Linked DNA regions of Homo sapiens: region 1 is linked to region 2. A link is a contact called in ENCODE Hi-C or POLR2A ChIA-PET data. All regions are on one chromosome and are shown on one strand. Each heading gives the region's core, a stretch centred on a gene start or an enhancer-like site at or near the end of the contact. The rest is flanking DNA. Distances are from core to core; before and after follow the strand shown. Region 1 overlaps RERE (arginine-glutamic acid dipeptide repeats). Region 2 overlaps RERE (arginine-glutamic acid dipeptide repeats).

What was found. Hi-C counts contacts between places; a loop is a spot of excess contacts on that map. ChIA-PET counts read pairs that join two places held with the same protein, here RNA polymerase II (POLR2A).
Region 1: a loop to region 2 is called in a map of PC-9, with 9 times the contacts of the local background. The contact joins two enhancer-like sites. A Hi-C loop is called at or near these places in 1 of 168 maps with a recorded cell type or tissue (PC-9). POLR2A ChIA-PET finds 5 or more read pairs at or near these places in 3 of 52 experiments (WTC11, activated T-cell and activated naive CD4-positive, alpha-beta T cell).

What each region holds. Positions count from the first base shown.
Region 1 is chr1:8,788,130-8,792,202 of GRCh38, reverse strand. All of the region lies in intron 1 of RERE (arginine-glutamic acid dipeptide repeats), which reads left to right. Among named protein-coding and RNA genes, the nearest start is that of RERE, 27 kb to the left of the region's middle. Within about 2 kb of position 2,607, at least 5 of the 41 ENCODE cell types and tissues checked have a DNase peak (open chromatin) inside an H3K27ac peak, as active enhancers do.
Region 2 is chr1:8,700,366-8,704,732 of GRCh38, reverse strand. The region is part of intron 1 of RERE (arginine-glutamic acid dipeptide repeats); the gene reads left to right. Among named protein-coding and RNA genes, the nearest start is that of RERE, 120 kb to the left of the region's middle. RefSeq lists silencers at 1,080-1,699, 3,415-3,514. Within about 2 kb of position 1,337, at least 32 of the 41 ENCODE cell types and tissues checked have a DNase peak (open chromatin) inside an H3K27ac peak, as active enhancers do.

The DNA of each region.
Region 1 (4,073 bases), core at 1,358-3,857, 86 kb before region 2:
TTCAATTATAAACTTAATGGGTTATAAGAATTTATAACTTGGGCTTCATTAAGTGAAGAAGGCGCTCTTATACTTTGTCTTTTTGTTTTGTTTTCTTTTTTTTTTTCCTTCTTTTGAGACAGGGTCTTGCTTTGTTGCCCAGGCTGGAGTGGTGCAATTATAGTTCACTGCAGCCTTGACCTCCTGGGCTCAAGCGATCCTCCCACCTTGGCCTTCCAAAGTATTAGGATTACAGGTGTGAACTATCATGCCCGGCCTAATTTATCTTTGTTAAGCTTCACCTGTTCTGTTGATGATAAATTCTGGGAGATGATGGTGTCCTTTGTCTTTAAATGGTTTCTGACAAGTTTTCTTTTCTTAGTATTTTCTACTTTTGTTTGACTCTTAAAGAGTTATAGGTTTGAAACTAATGTCTACTGCCTCTCCCTCTTCTCGTATGATTCCTGTGGGTGTCCAGGAGCTATGTGTTTAGTTTGAAAAGAAGAGATTTCAGAATAATCATGCTTCCCGTATACTTACACTGATCATGAAAAGTAAAATTTATTCTGAAAAGATAGACCAGTTGCTTAGTAAGTGAAATGTAACTTGTTGTAGAAATGATCTGTAATTTCAGGCCATATTTTCTAGGAAGGTGCTGTCATCTAAGTCTCCCTTCCCCTGGGCATTTGGCTGTTAATAAGGGATTATCTGAGTGATATTTTGGGCTTGCCCATTCATTTGGCAGAATTTTATTTTTTTAGTGTCTCTTGCAAGATATAATGCTAGGCATTGGGGATATAAAGATGAGTAAGATGTGTCCCTACCCTCCTGGAGGTCATGATGAAAAGTGGGGAACAGATATGAAAAAAACCCCACTAAAATACAGACTGAAAGAACTGTAGTAATAGTAGAAACATGATGCTCCAACAATGTAGAGAGTCATTAAGTGTGCATATACTATCTTGGGCATTTGCATAGCACTTAGGGAGTTAACAAGTTGGTGTTTATCTTGGCAGACCACCTTCAGGCAGCTACCTTTATTGTGGGTGTGTGACCTCATGTAACTTGAGTGGGATTTTCCATGTCATTAGTAGTTCCTAGGGAGTAGAGAGTAAATCTCTTTTTGGAAGAGGTTGTATTCTCCTGAATCCAAAATACCTTTCTGTATGTTTTGTTGTCTTTTAAGAATATTTCTCAGACGTTATATAAGTAATTTCATTTTTTCTGAGTCCCTTCTTTGGAAAAGGAGTTCTTGCCAAATGAAAGGGACACAGTGTTTGGTTTTTCAGTTCATTATGAAACCCCTACCACCCTGTCTCCCTAAAGAAGTAAAGCCTGGGCCGGGTGCGGTGGCTCATGCCTGTAATCCCAGCATTTTGGGAGGCTGAGGTGGGTGGATCACTTGAGGTCAGTAATTTGAGACCAGCCTGGCCAACATGGCCAAAACCCATCTCTACTAAAAATACAAAAAAATTATTTGGGCATGGTGGCGCATGCCTATAATCCCAGCTACTCGGGAGGCCGAGGTACGAGAATTGCTTGAACCTGGGAGGTGGAGATTGCAGTGATCTGAGATCGTGCTACTACACTGCAGCCTGGATAACAAGAGCAAGACTCTGTAAGTAAAGCCTGACCTTTTTTCTTCCTAGAAAATGGCTTAGTTTATTTCTATATGAAGGATTTGAAAAACTGTAAAAATAATTCATTAGCATCTTATAAATTGATACAGGGATTACCTTGGAGCTTTATTAAACTCTAGGCTGTTGGTTATACCTATTACCTTCATATTTCTCTTAGTGGTATTAAATCTATTCATTTATCAAATAGATTAGATTTATTATTTATTTGTATTATTAGCTACATAGTATAGAAGGTACTGGGGAGACTTGTAATATGGTGGGGTTTGCCCACATTAGGAACACATGTTTTTCCTCATGTTTAATTTTTTTTGGGGGGGTGTCCTTTAACTATCTCGCGTTTCAGTACATATGCCATTTCCTGTCCCAAAGGAGCACATAAGTCTAGTCCTAATCTTGGTGCTTGAACCCGCAGTTCCAGAGAAAAGCAACTGGCACTGAATGCTCTCTGGCTCATCTTTCCATCCAGGATCTGTCAGCTAGCCAACAGGTGTGGGAGGTGTGTTTTCCAAGTTTAATGTTGCTGTTAGTGGGATACAAAAGAAATAAAAGTTACTATCTTTGGCCTCAGAATTTAGGAGGGAAGCCTTGCAAGAATACAACATTTAGAGATTTCTAGAACAAAAGCGGAATTTAACCAAGTACTTACTGTTTAGCATAACAAATTTAGTTCAGTTTCAGGTTAGAGATTGGTGTGGATTAAATAAGTTGACCAAAGATCCATTGAAAAGCTGAGTGGGCCATCGAAGAATGGGTGCTGTTTGAATAGCAGACTGGGAGAGCAGGTTAGGACAGTCCAGGCAGGGGTCGGCCTGAGGCAGGAATGCATATGGTATGCGCAGCGTTCAGTAAAGAGAACCTGGTTGAAGTACAGAATTTGTGGGGAGGAATAGTGCCAGATAAGTTAGGTAGACCAAAGAAGACAGGCTTGGAATGCTAGGCACGGAGTGTCTGTTGGCACCTGAAGGGAATTGGGGCGAGGTAATAAGGTAGCACGTCAGCCAGAGACTGGAGAGTACATCTCTGTCTGAGTAATTTTGGCCCCAAATTTGTAATGTGGGGATGGGAAGTGTATTGGTCAGTCCTGATAAAGAGTTATGTGTGCATCTGTGTGACGTGTTAAAATTGCTTCCTGCCACTGCTCGTGTTTGGTCAGATAGTAGGTTAGGCTGAAGGAAAGAGAGGTAGTAGCCACAGGACAGATAAGCTTTGAGAAGCCAGAGTGGTTGGTAAAGTATTTGGCTTTCATTTAGTATCTCTCATATATATATATATATATATATATTTTTTTTTTTTTTTTTTTTGGTAGAGAGGAGGTCTTGCTGTGTTGCCCAGGCTGGTTTCGAACTCCTGGGATCAAGCAACCCTCCCCCATCGGCTTCCCCAAATGCTGGGATTACAGGTGTGAGCCACTGTGCCCAGCCTAGTATCATATTTTATACAAGATAAATTTTACCAAAAATTCTACCATCAAATATAGAAGTTACTTTAGTTTTTTAAAAAATAATAGTTCACATATTCTGTTTCATGTCTTCTCTTGCCTCTCACCCTGAGCACCCACTGATTCATACCTGTTTATCTCCCCCTCCTTTGCTTCTTAGCTCCTGTTTATTCTTCAGGTCTGAGTTTTGGGATCATTTCATTTGGAAAGCCTCAGGGCTGTGCCCAGGGTGCTCTGCCTGGCCCCTGTACTCCCCCGAGCCATCTCTTATGCCTCACTGTAATCCCACCTGTACTTGTCAGTGGCTTTGCTACCCTGTGTGCTCTGAAAGCACAGGGACGAGTCTTGTTTGCTCCTGAATCCTCATCTGTCAGGGCTGGTCAGGCACATAGATGCTACATGGTTAGTAAATATTTGTGCAATATAAAGGTTGGACTTCTTTGTTACTATCATTACAGCTTCTTAAAAAAAAAAAAAAACACTGGCTGGGCGCAGTGGCTCACGCCTGTAATCCCAGCACTTTGGGAGGCCGAGGCAGGTAGATAATGAGGTCAGGAGTTCGAGACCAGCCTGGCCAACATGGTGAAATCCCATCTCTACTAAAAATACAGAAATTAGCTGGGTGTGGTGGCACACATCTGTAATCCCAGCTGCTGAGGAGGCTAAGGCAGGAGAATCGCTTGAACTTGGGAGGAGGTGGTTGCAGTGAGCCGAGATCGCGCCACTGCGCTCCAGCCTGGGCAACAAGAGGAAGACTCCGTCTCAAAAAAAAAAAAAAAAAAACTCCTTGATAAACACCTTTGTGCTTCTATGTAGTCATTATTAACATATATTAAAAATTACTATATTATTATAACGTTATGATGTTATTATAACACATTAACATAACATGGTTGTATTATGTTTTTTTCACATGTATATTCCTTAAGTATTTTCCTATTATTGGGCACTTGGCTTATTTCCATTTTTCTTTTTTGTACTCTATCTAGTACTACAACCATAAACTTCTTGTACAT
Region 2 (4,367 bases), core at 88-2,587:
GATTTGTCTTTAAAGAGAGACCAGCAGAGTTATCTTTAAATAGCAAACATGCATGTGCATGTCTGTTTGGCTGTCTGTGGCAACAAAGCAGGACCCCTGGGTTCTATTCAGCCTGGCCCCACCCCCATCTTGTTGAGAGACTATAGGCAAATCACTTTAATCTGTCTAAATTTCTCTGTTTATTGGAAAGAGAGTACCTGATAATGCAGCCACTTTATAGGGCCTTGGAAAGTCTAATTAACATTTATGAAGCTATTTGAGAGTTCCATGAAACTTGCCTGGAAGGGGAAAGGTGTAATAGTGAAGATACCAGAAGTAATCATTTAAATTTTCAGCTTGTACCTTTCTAATTTGGGTTGACACTGAGTGAACTTAATAGTTAGAATTTGTATTTTATAGGAATACATTTAAAAAATTCCTATACAATGTCTTTGGGAGGACAAAATGATCTTGGCTATCACCACTAGAGAATACATGCTTTAAATGTACTTTAATTTTAATAAAATTTAGCAAGTTGATATATATATTTTTTACCAGAATTAATTGTGGGTGGGTAAGAAATTAGTTTGAAATTAACAGTTGGTAATCTGTTAAGATTCACATAAAAATTGAATTAATGAGGGAGTTTGGAATCTGGTAGCTGGTAGGTTATATGTTTATTTAAAGCCACATGGTAAGGAATGTGCACTTATTTTGCTTCCTTATTAGATGAATTTCAATCATGCACAATTTAAGCTATGTCTTGTCTAACAGATGGATCTTTATTTACTTGTGGAAAAGGGATTGGTGAGATTTTTAAACAAATGGCTTGCAGAGAATTCTTAATGTGTAAGGAAAACTGGGGTCAGAAGTGTTCTTTGACACGAAACAATGCTGCTTTCTCCCGGTGCATCTTTGAAATAAATGTTTAGCTTGTCTGTGATTGTTGGTTGTTTCATCTGCATTTATTAGACGTCAGAGGTGGTTGGCATTAATATTCCTGGCAGAAGCAGAGGCAGCTCTAGGATGTGTGAAATGCTGATCACTCACAGGGATGCGCTGCCTCTTTAATATCTTGCTTGCAGATGCATTTTCTAGCTGACCACGCTATTAAGAGCTGCCATCAATCACGCAGGCTCCCAGTTCCGGCTGTCGGAGGGGAGGGAGGATTGGAGCGGGTGGAGGCTGGCCAAGCAACGAAGGAGATAAAATTGCAGCTGGCATTGTGTGTGCGCGCGCCCGCGGCGGCGGCCAGCAGGGGTGCGCGCGGAGCGGGCTGGGCTCCAGCCCGGGTTTTGCCGGCCGCCGCCGTCGCGGGGAGTCTGCTCTTTCTCTCCCGGCGTCTGGGTCACCGGCATGTGGCAGTGCTGGCCCGGCCTCCCGGGCTGAAGGAGTGCGAGCTGAGTGCCGCGGCCGTGGGCAGCAGGCTCGGGCCAGGGCGGCCGCCTCCCTAGCCGCGGGCGGGGCCCCGCGCGGCCACCGCCTCCCGGAGCCGCCAAGCCGCCGGGACCTGCGCCCGCGCCGCGGTGCCCTGCGGCCGCTCAGGCCTCCTTTTGTTTTAGCAAGTGCACTTCACTCCCCGGGCCCCCACCTGCCCGCCTGCGCCGCCCCTTTCCGCGGGTCCGGAGTTGGCGGGGCCCTGCGCCGGAGGAGGAGGACCAGGCCCGCGGGCTCAGCTCTCGCCGCCAGCGGGCCGCAGGCAAGTGGCCGGCGGCCTCGTGCGTCGAGGGGGACGCGAATCTCGGGCCAGAAAGTTGGACAAGTGCGGGCGGGGGGCTCGGGGTGGGTGCACGGAGTGTTCCAGCCGACCCTAGAAAGATGGAACTCGGGTGTTCCTAAGAATGATGATGGCTTTCCAGGAACGGGGAGTCAGTATTTGCCGTGTCCCATTGCATTTCTGTTGGGCTCACTAGTTTTTAAGTAGCCCCAAACTCTTGAAATCTCAGTTAATTAAATCGAACAGAAAACATTTTTTTGAGGGGGGAGAGAAAACACTATTTAAAAATACATGTATATGTATATATTTTTATTTTTTTCTTCTGAAAGGAAAGTGCTTTTGAAGCCGAGTATAATGCAGAAGTCGCTCTTTGATCAGAAACTTCATTGCTTTACTGTGGAATAAACAAGTTTAAAAATAAAATGAATTTGATGGACTTGATTTGAGGCTACTTAAGTGACAAATGAAATTTTCTTCTTGGACCGAACTACTGTTATTTTGCCAGAGTAGCTAAAATGCGGAGGTACTCTTGACGATTGTTTTACGTTTAAATTGTTAAAAGAATTTTTTAGTGTGGGATGCTGTCTTCCTTGTTTCTCCTCTCTTGTTTACTCAACTCTTGTTTTCTGAAACTGTAGGGAGACCTGCTTGACCACTTTTTGTTTGCTGAGAAGGAAACTCCTGTAATAGGTTACTTTGTTTTACTTGCAGCCCTTAAGCGTCCCTGGCGCACATGTGCCCCGCGCTCTGTGGGCATTGTTTGGCTGGAGGCCTCTCAGCCACACGGAAAATCTAAAAAATGGTCTGTGAATGAACACGGGTGTCTACAGAGAAATTCCATTTTCCCTTTGTGCCTCTGTGTTTTAAGATTGAGACACTGAGTAAAAGTTGAGAACAGATTTAACAAAGTCCTCACAATTCTGTGCCAAAATTACTGTTTTGAGTTCTGGCTTTTTTTTTTTTTTCCTCTTTCTGGAAACTCCAAATTTAAAGTAGACATGATTTGAAACCTTACAGATGGGAACAATATCCCATGTAAGCACGTTGATCTGTGGGCAATTATTTCCAGAAGCACAACCAACTCTACATTTTTATGCATGTGTTAGACTTGGGCTCTGAGAGGCAGTTGCCTTTCTGAATATTTACATTGCCTAGTAAATTACACAAGGCAGATTTTTAGATGCTTAACAGCAGCTTCACAATAGTGTGGGGGCAGCAGAGTTGAGCTTGTATTTTTTTTTTCTAACTCTGTAATTTAGTAGTGTTTAAACTATTTTATAAAGATCCCTGGGACCAGTGAAAGATGGTTTTTCAGTCCAGAGCAGTTGAGCGCTCATTGTACTCCGGCAGGCGCTGGCGCTTGGCAGGCTGCACTTGAAATGTTATTTGATCTGGTTGCATGATAGAATTGACCAAGATTACACTTTTTCCCTCCCCGTGGCTGATGAAAGCAATGCATCTGCGAGAAGTGTTCAATAACATATTTAAAGACTTAACCCACATTCATTCACTCTAAGATTTCCAGAAAAAGGCCGTTTAGATTTTTGTCTTGTTTTGTGGTTTTTGCATTTATGAATTGAGGCAAGAGCTGACGTAATGTAGCTGTACCACTTCCTTTGTGTGTGTGTTTTTATAGCGTATAGGATATGTTACAATCTACATGGTTGTGATTATTTTTGAAATGCCTGAGAGAGGGAGGGAGGGAGTGTGTGCGTGTGTGTGTGTGTGTGTGTGTGTGTGTGTGTGTGTATTCCCCTCACCCCCATCCCGGTGCCTTCAGCTATATGGCAATTCATTTTTTACATTGTAGGTTAGGGGAGGGAAGACTGTGATGGTAAACCCCATCAACGTATCAGTAAGGCTCAGTGAATTGCCTGTGTGTGATGCAGACTAGCTTTTCATTTTAACTAGTGCAACTGTGTACAGCTGTTAGGTCAGAATGCATTGGCTGCTCCTACAGGGTAGTTTTATCTTACACTGAAGGTTTTATGGACTTGACTGGTTGTGTTTCTTAATCCCTCTCCCATGCCACCGTGCTTGCTTTTAAGCAAGTGATAGAACAAGACAAGCTTTTGTTTACTTATTTAATAGTTGACTTGTGAGAGATTTATTTTTGATTTTGAGGAAATTGGTAAACCATGTAACTTATTAGTAGGTATTATATTTACCATGCTTTTCCAAGGCCAAAGGGTTTTGCTTGCTATTGTGTAGGCTGAGAAGCCGATGGAGCCATCCATTTTATAATGACATAGGAAGCCAATATTTTGTGTAAAAATCAACAATGAAAAATGGGTTCTTTGTTAACTAGTCTAGGATTAGTTTGTAAAACTCAAGCAGAAATAAATGTTGGCATCATTGGAGATAAGGTGGCTAGAATGTTTCCCCCTTGTCTCTTACCTCTCGTTACATTGTACAAAAGGACTTGAGCAACCCATTGACCAACAGCAGTTTGGCCATGGGCTGGGTGGCACATAGAAGCTTTTAGACGTGTCTGCTCAGGGGCATGTGTGGCCAACTTGATATTTTATAGTGTTATTGTTTCAAGTTATTAGAAAGTATTTATGAGTAGATTTGAGTCTTTTCAGGCTTTTCAGGCTGTAACATAGATTGTAATGTGACTGACATGGGTTCTCAGTGGTCTGGTCTCTTTACTGTCTGCTTTCCTGTTGAG